Linked DNA regions of Mus musculus: region 1 is linked to region 2. The links are chromatin loops, found by intact Hi-C in ENCODE. Cell type or tissue: left cerebral cortex. All regions are shown on one strand. Each heading gives the region's core, and the rest is flanking DNA. Links, peaks and the distances in the headings are about the cores only.

Region 1 (3,913 bases), core at 878-3,377, 220 kb before region 2:
TAAGTAGCCCAGCCCAGCCTTGAGCTTATAATCCTCCTGCCTTGGCTTCTCAAGTCCTGGGATCAGAGGCACGTGCCACCACTCCTAGTCATGACCTTATTCTTTTCTAGGCTTCCCACTCACCACCAAAGGCATCCAGCAGGAACTCCCGCACTCTTGAGGAGCCCAGCTAAACATTCAAGGCAGCCTGATGAGCAGTCACCTCCATTGGCCCTAAGTTAGAAAGAATCTTGTCCAACACCACTCCCAAAAGGGATGTAAGGGATGGGAGACAGCCTACAAAGGTTGTTCATTTGTGCTTTGTTAGTACTAAGTTCATCTGTTACTCCCCATACATTTGTTTTGTCTTAGATGCTAAGACTACAACAATCAAGGATAAAGTCAGAAGGATCGGAAGTTTTCTGGAGAATGGTGCTTTCAAACAAACCCTAGTGCATCTGATGACATATGTGTTTTGCTTCAAATGTCCTACTGTACATTTGCTGGGTATCTCTTGACAGGGACACCAGCAACACCAGTCATACTACCCTGTCTTTAGGAAGGGTGGCATTATGTCACAGTGAAGGCTTTTTGTTGGGAGTCAATTATGTTCAAATACACTAGAATGAGCATCTTTACCTATATGCCAACATGTTTTACAAGTGATAGAAAGACAGCCTAAAATGGGAGGGGCAGTCAAGGTAGGGTCCTAGGAACTACCTATCCTTCTGGGCTCACTGGTGCAAGAATTTAACATTGTTATTTTGTGGTTAGGGCAGTAGGCTGGGAGCCTGAATTTGCTAAACCTCATTGTTCAGCTGAGCAAACAGGTCTGAAGAAGTCCACTCACCTGTCCACAATAGTAGAGCTGATAGGTTGAAGACCCTTGGGTTTCTGCAACGGCCTACAAGGTTTCCTTTCAAGAATGGGCCCAAGTCCTGTGACACGATCTGACCCCGGCTCACTTATACCGCCTTATCTCTCACCATGCTACACCCCTCTCTGTGATCCAGCCAGCCAGCTCTACTGCAAAGCACTGCATGCATTCTGCTTGGCCCACACCACTCCCTCTACCAGGGACCCAAAGTCCACACCACTAAATAACTTTGGTCAACACTCAAGACTCATTTGGGCTTCACTTCCCTGAGGAAGATGTACTAGAGTTGACCGCCTCTGTCTCCCACAGCATATAGAGACACTCATCACATAATATGTTCATGCATTCAACAAATATTTATTGAGCAACTTCCAGATGCCAGACAACTTTGAGTACAGCAGTAACAAAACAAAATGCCTGCCCTCGAAGAGCTTACATTCTGGTGAGAAAAACAGTCAATAAACAAATACAACACGATGTCAGGTAGAGGTTCATGCTATGAAGCAAACAGCCAGGGCTAGAGATGGCTGCGAACATTGCCTGGGAAACCTCTCTCAGGACCTTGATCAGCAGTCCCAAGAGGTGACAGAGAAAGCCATGCACATAGCTAGCTGGGAAAGGAGCATTTAAAGCAGCAGCAGCAGCAGCAGCAGCAGCAACAGCAGCAGCAGCAGCAGCAATGGGCCTGCAGATACCAGGACTACTTACTGGATTTCATTCCCTACTGAACTAGGAACGCTTGAAGACAAGAGTACATTTAAAGTGTGATTCTCTAGGCCCAGCATAGAACTTGGTATCACCATAGAGGATATCTACAAATTAAGAGAATGAACCTGTGCTGGATTGGGTGAGCAAGATAAAGGCTGCTTCCTGTCTCTTCTCAGGGCTGAGCTGAGAACACAGGCACTTGCTAGCCAGCTTGAGTTCTTAGCTACTTTCTATCCCTGGACTCTCTTCAGTAGGTCAGCAGCATTGACAAGTCTACGTGTACCTTCCTGGCCCGCCTATCTTTGGGTGGCTCTGACAAGTCCAAGTTTACCTTCCTGGCCTGCCTATCTTTGGGCTGGACATGGGACTTTATCTACAGTTTAGACACTGTAGAACCGAGTCTCACCAATCTTCATCCAGTTTCCAAGGTGTGAAAATCAAGACTGAGAGGGCTCTGACACCTGGGATTGCCAGACCCCACCTCCACCACCCCACCTGATTCTTGGTTTCTCTCCAAACCAAACTCTTCCACTGGGACATCAACATTCTGACCATAGTGGACCTGTGGCCATCTCTCCCCAGTCTCCAACTTCATTAAACCACTTGTACCACACTTAGCACAAAGTTCAGAGCCTGAGCCCTCATGCTCTCTGCGCACGGAATCTTTAGTGGACCAATGGTTTCTATGCTGTAAATAAAGTCAGCTGGCTTTATTTACTCAGCCAATGAAAATAGAAACCTCTCGGATTCGTTGGTGCTTTTGTCCCACCCCGTCCCTTAAAAGGTCTGAAATGAATTCAAGGGTGATTCATCTGCTCACACATGCTTTCACCCCCACTTACTGTCACCTGCTACATCCCCCAATCAGTGTCTGCGGTGGTGGTGATGGTGGTGGTGGTAAAAGATCGTGATGAAAGTAGGTTGTCATTTGCTGAAACCTTGTGCAAGCACTAGGCACTATGCTCCAAACCGGAACGAACCGGCTTCCCTTTACCGAGGTAAACGGGACCAAAAGAAGAAAAGTAGCTTGCTCAAGGTCGCACAGCTAAGTTGAAGAGTGTAGTGAGGCGCTGGCGAGCACAAACCTGGCCCAAGAGTGGCACTCTAAGCATGAAAGTTTACTAAACTTTAAATATCACTGAAATGCAGAAAGTGAAAGGTGGCCCCTGGCCCCGGGGCCAACAGAGGAGAAGACAGGACGGATAAACCAGGATCTACAGCTTGACGAGGCCAGGGCTGCAGACATAAGAAAAGCTGTAGGGGAGCAGAGCAGAGACGGGCTGACCTGACCTGGGAAGTGGCTCCGGGGGCCAGGCCTCGGGACGACCCCCCTGTGCCCACGCGCCGGGCCGGCGGGCCTCACCTCCTTCCACCTGAGCTGGCGAAGACTGATCTTGAGCGCGTCCAGGGAGGTGCGGGCCTTGGAGCTGTCCACGGTGACCGGCCGCATCGAGCCTGCGCTCCGCCGGTAGACCCGGCTCCGGCTCCGGCCCCGTGCCTTCACGAGCTGGCTCAGGGCCCGCGCCGCCGGCCTCGGCTGGGCCAGGGGCAGCGCTGGTGGCAGCCGCCGGACGACGCGGGCCTCTCCTTCCTCGGGCGCGTGGCGTCGCGTCGGGGTCGGGATCCGGCCCACGTCCTTGGGCTGCTCCTCCAGCTCCAGGCGCTCTGGATCCCCGGCCGCGCCAGCGTCCACGCCCTGCTGCTTCTCAGTCTCCGCCGGTAGCGACTCGGTCGCCGCTGCTGTCGCCGCCGCCGCCGCCGCCGCGTCCGCCTCCCACTCAGCCTCCGGCTTCTTCTCCGGGCTGCTGCGCCGCATGACGCTCAGGGCCGGTGCCGGCGCCACAGCCACCGCCGCCGCCGCTGCTCCGCCGTCCCGGCCCGCGACCAAACTGCCGCCGCCGTCGCCGCCGCCGCCGCCGCCACGCGCTCCCCGCCCGAGCCCGTTGCCATGATCTCTCAGGCCCCGGTTGACAGGGATAGTCGCCGCCTCGGGACGGGGCCCCGCAAGGGACAATCGCCTGCCGGGCCCGGCGACCTCACAAGCGAGCGCGTCCACGTGACCAGGCCTGTCACAGAGGTGGCGATAGCCATCTTGGAAGAGGGCAGCTTGTCACACATGCAGAGTTTCTGAGCACTCAGGGACTGGCTAGGAATGATTTATAGTGGGGCTGAGGGTAAAAGAGGTTGCGCTCCTGTCTCGCTCCCGAGCTTGGAAAGGGAAGGACTTGGGAAGAGCGGCATCTTCCTCAAACACGAGACTTAGTTTCCCCAGTCCTACTACATTCATCGACTCCTTTTCTGTGAGCCTCAGACTGAGGCTGGAGGCCACCTTTGTCGGTTTTCAGGTCT
Region 2 (3,913 bases), core at 542-3,041:
CCAGCACCTCTCCAAACCGATTCATTCTCTGTTGTGGGGCTCCCTGGTGGCTCACAGGCAGTGATGGTCACTGATGTCTTTTTTCCTCTCCAGGCTCTGGTCTCAATGGAAATAGCTCCCCCACCCCTTCCTTCCAGATAATACGAGTGGCTGACAAGTGCTGGACTTGACTATTCTGGCAACCTAGGGGCTACTTATTATTTTGTGGATGAGGATAGACACACAGAGGTCAATTTACTTAGCCAAAAACACAAAGGATGCTGGGAACCCAGGCAACCTGGTGCCTGACTCCAACCCAGGCACCTCCAGAAGTTAACTGAGAGACGGAAAGCAAGGGGGTGGGCTGGAAAGAACTCTATGGGGTGCTGAGTGTCCTGGGAGGGGTTCTAGGCCCTGGTCCAGTTTGTACTTTTTATTAATAAAAGTCATTCTGCTTTTCTATGGGTACCAGGGAGGGGGCCCTGTTGGGGAGCTCAGTCAGCTTCACCACCTAAGGCAACATAAGGAAAATAAAGGCGATATAGAAAACAGTCTCATAAAATTATATTCATAGACTTTGTCTACATTTAACCTTAAAGTGTCAGTTGAGATGGTGGCTTATTCCTGGTTCTTGCTCTTTCTCCTGTCTTTGGTGTTAAACGTTCTATTGTGCGATGAGAAGCTGATGCATCTTTAAAGAAAAGGGGGAAAAAAAAGCCCAACTGTTTAAAAAAACGAGGACTTGCTCACTTACTGGTTCTCACCATCTATTTTTAAATCACATCATTTTGTGTGTGCATGCATGGGCACATATGTGGAGGTCAGAGGACAACTGTCAGGAGTCAGCTCTCCCCTACAACGTGGTTCTGGGGACAGAACTCATGCCATGAGGCTTGGCTGCAGGTGCCTTTGCCTGCAGAGCCATCTCTCTGGCCTTTATTTATTTATTTATTATTTTTAACTTCTGCTGGTTCCTATTTGTTTGTCTATTTTTAACTCTGCAGATGCCCGAATCTCAGAGTCTGGGAGCTATAGGACCTCATGCCCACGCCTGGTGCTGATGTCTCCGAGGCTGACAACCAAGAGAAGCTGGAGCTGTAACTAGGGAGAAAAGGCACTAATGGAGCCGGTTTGACCCGTGTTTTGTGTCAGGGACCCCTGGGTGAATGTGCAGTGGTGGTGAGGCCAGGGTTGGAAACAGGATAATAGTCAATCAGGAGGGTCTAGAGAGGAGCAAGGGAGGAAAGGGAGGAGGGGGTGTAGGGAGGCTCGTCAGAGAGAGGAGAGAAATAGAGAAGACAGCACTGCATAGAACAGGGGCAGAGACAAACATGGAGATCTGAGGCGCATGCCACACACTTGCAAGCACAGATATTTCCAGGTAGAGACAGACAGCGAGAGGGGAGACGGTGCAGAGTGTGATAGTGAGACGGAGACATCCCGCGTTGCCCTGGGAGACGCTTACCCAGACATAGGCTATACATACACGGGGGTGATGGAAACTCAAAGGCTAAGCGGAGGAGTCAGCTTCTTAGAAAGAAAAGTGGGAGAGAGGGTGGGTGGAGACGTTGGGGCCCTGTACAGCAGCCTGGGGCCTGGAGGGGTGTGGGTGGAGGAAGCGGCTTCAGCTGGGGCTGGCAGGCTGCAGGACTAGATAAGGACGCTTGCCAGAGGAAGGCAGGGAAGGAAAGCCTGGGAGGCTGCCCCAGCCTGAGAACAATGGGTACTTGACTCCAGCAGGTCATTAAAGAGACAATGAATACAAAGAGCGGCAGGAGCTTCCCCAGGGAGAGCAAAGAAGTGGGATAATTGAGGGCCTGTCCCACACCCTCTCCTGTCCAGAGTACACCTGAACTCCTCTGGGGCTTCGGTTCATGCCCCTCCCGCTACCTGGAAGGTCAGTAGCGGCTACACTTTAAGGGAGCAGTCTTGAGGAGCCAGGGTGGTAGGATTTAGTTAGAATGGAGCTTCTTAGCACAAAGGGCAGGAGAGGAAGCAAGCCTGGCCACATATACATTACTTACATAATCCAGACTCTTCCTAAAATGTCTGCTGACTCCTTTTCTTCTTTTTTCTTTTTGCATTAGAGAGTGAAAGGGAGAGTGGGCTGTGAGAGATACTTACTACATTATAGTGGTGATTGCCACTGGGGAGTGCTACCCCAACATCACATATAATGTGTAGATATTTATGTGTGCGCATACATGCTGTGAAAACAGGGATGGTTGTTACTGTGTATTCTGGGCGCTGCTTTCTTGTTTTAGCTTGTTGAAATTTTTTAAAAATGGGTTTTTGAGCTGCATGTATGTACATATGTGAGCAGTGCCCTTGGAAGCAGAAGAGGGTATCAGATCTAATAGGACCAAATATACAGACAGCTGAAAGTCCCCATATGGGTGTTGGGATTTGAACCCAGGTCCCCTGGAAGAACAGCCAGTGCTCTTAATGACTGAGCCATCTCTCCAGCCCCAGTTTTGTTTTTTGTTATCTTATCTTGAGTCAGTCTGTATAACTGTGTAGTCCTGGTTGCCCTGGGACTTGCTCTGTAGACCAAGCTGGCCTTGAAGTCATAGAGATCTGCTTGCCTCTACCTTCTGAGTATGTGGGCAATCATGCCTGGCCCGAGTATTTCTATTTTTTAATTTTGAGATAGGTTCCTCTCTGTAGTCCAGGCTGGCCTCAAACTCCAAATCCACCTGTCTCAGCCTCCCACATACTGAGATTGTTTCTAGGTGTGACCTCCACACACAACACTCTCCAGTTTTATTTTTTCCCCGCCCATCGCTCTTCATGTCTGTTTATTTATTCACATACTTAGTGTGTGAGTGTGTGCACAAGTCATGGAAGTCAGAAGACAGCTTCTGGAGAATGGAGCTCAGGTTGTCACGTTCGGCAGTGACCATGTGCTGATTGGTTTCACCCTTCCCATCAGCCTTGGCTTTTAAGTCTTTTTCTGAAAAGGAAAGGGAGTGATGAAGGGAAGGGAAGGGAAGGGCTGAGAGAGGGAGAAGGTGAGGGAAGGAGAGAGATTAAGACCTCTTAGCTCTTCTTTAGGCCTACCCTAAATGGTTCCACATAGAGGGACTCTCCCTTCCCAGGATTCCCCCATGTTCTCCTCCTGCTCAGGGCTTTAAGGACTTCCTCCCATGTCTCCTGTAACGATGTTCTCATCTTCCCAAACAGCCATCACTTAGGAGCAGGGGCCTCACACACAGGGTCAGACCAGGGGGTTGTTCTGGTGTCTGAGACTGGATCTAGTCCTCCAGTAAAGTTAAGCAAGAGGGCTCTGATCACATCTGACAACACGCAGTCAGACAGGGGGTCCCGGGAGTGTAGACTCTTGAAATCCCACACGTGTCTTCTAGAATGGGAGTGGGTCTGGGCAGCTGCTATAACAATGTAAGGAGGAAATAGAATGACACTGTATCCATGGTACTGTACCCTTGTATTTTAGCTAGTCTGTGTAGCAACATTGTTAATAAGACCTACTGCTTTGGGGCCCAGTGAAATGGCTCAAAGTAAAAGTATCTACCATCAAGCTTGGAGACTGAATTCCATCCCCAGGACATATATCGTAGAAGGAAAGAACTGACTCTTGAAAGTTGTCCCCTGACCTCTACACATGTGCTATGGTGTGCATACACTCACACGTGTACACACATACGCTTAACATGTTTAAGACCTACAGTCTTGAACCCCAAATTCTACCAGTCCCAGAGAAACTGAGTTTCTGATAAAATGGGGTAACTGTGGAGGATGGAAAAGGAGAAACCAGCCCTACCTCTCCCTGGTTCCACTATTCCCCGGCATCCACTATTTACAGAGTGGGTGAGGCAGAGAGGCGGCTGCCTCATACAAAGTCATAGTTGGCAGTAAGTCCTGGGATCTGGGACTGGAATGTTGTGTGAGGGTGGGTCTAGGAACTGGCAAGTTG

What was found. A loop is a pair of places that touch in the nucleus more often than their neighbours do. Peaks named below come from ENCODE experiments on the same cell type or tissue, not always from the same donor. Only the 100,000 strongest peaks of a DNase experiment are listed, where the experiment ranks them.
Region 1: it touches region 2 in a loop (4-fold over the local background); 2 of 42 quality-filtered maps call a loop at or near these places.

What each region holds. Positions count from the first base shown.
Region 1 is chr2:35,976,245-35,980,157 of GRCm38, forward strand. Ttll11 (tubulin tyrosine ligase-like family, member 11) reads right to left here and starts at 3,576. Exons shown (of 10, transcript NM_029774.3): 1 at 2,928-3,576. The coding sequence starts at 3,380. In left cerebral cortex, for the core only: no CTCF peak of the experiment used is centred there; DNase peaks (open chromatin) are centred at 2,417 and 3,006; H3K4me3 peaks cover 2,070 bases; H3K27ac peaks cover 913 bases.
Region 2 is chr2:36,197,124-36,201,036 of GRCm38, forward strand. No RefSeq gene overlaps it. Among named protein-coding and RNA genes, the nearest start is that of Gm46735, 7.1 kb to the left of the region's middle. In left cerebral cortex, for the core only: no CTCF peak of the experiment used is centred there; DNase peaks (open chromatin) are centred at 1,509, 2,040 and 2,084; H3K4me3 peaks cover 271 bases; H3K27ac peaks cover 1,728 bases.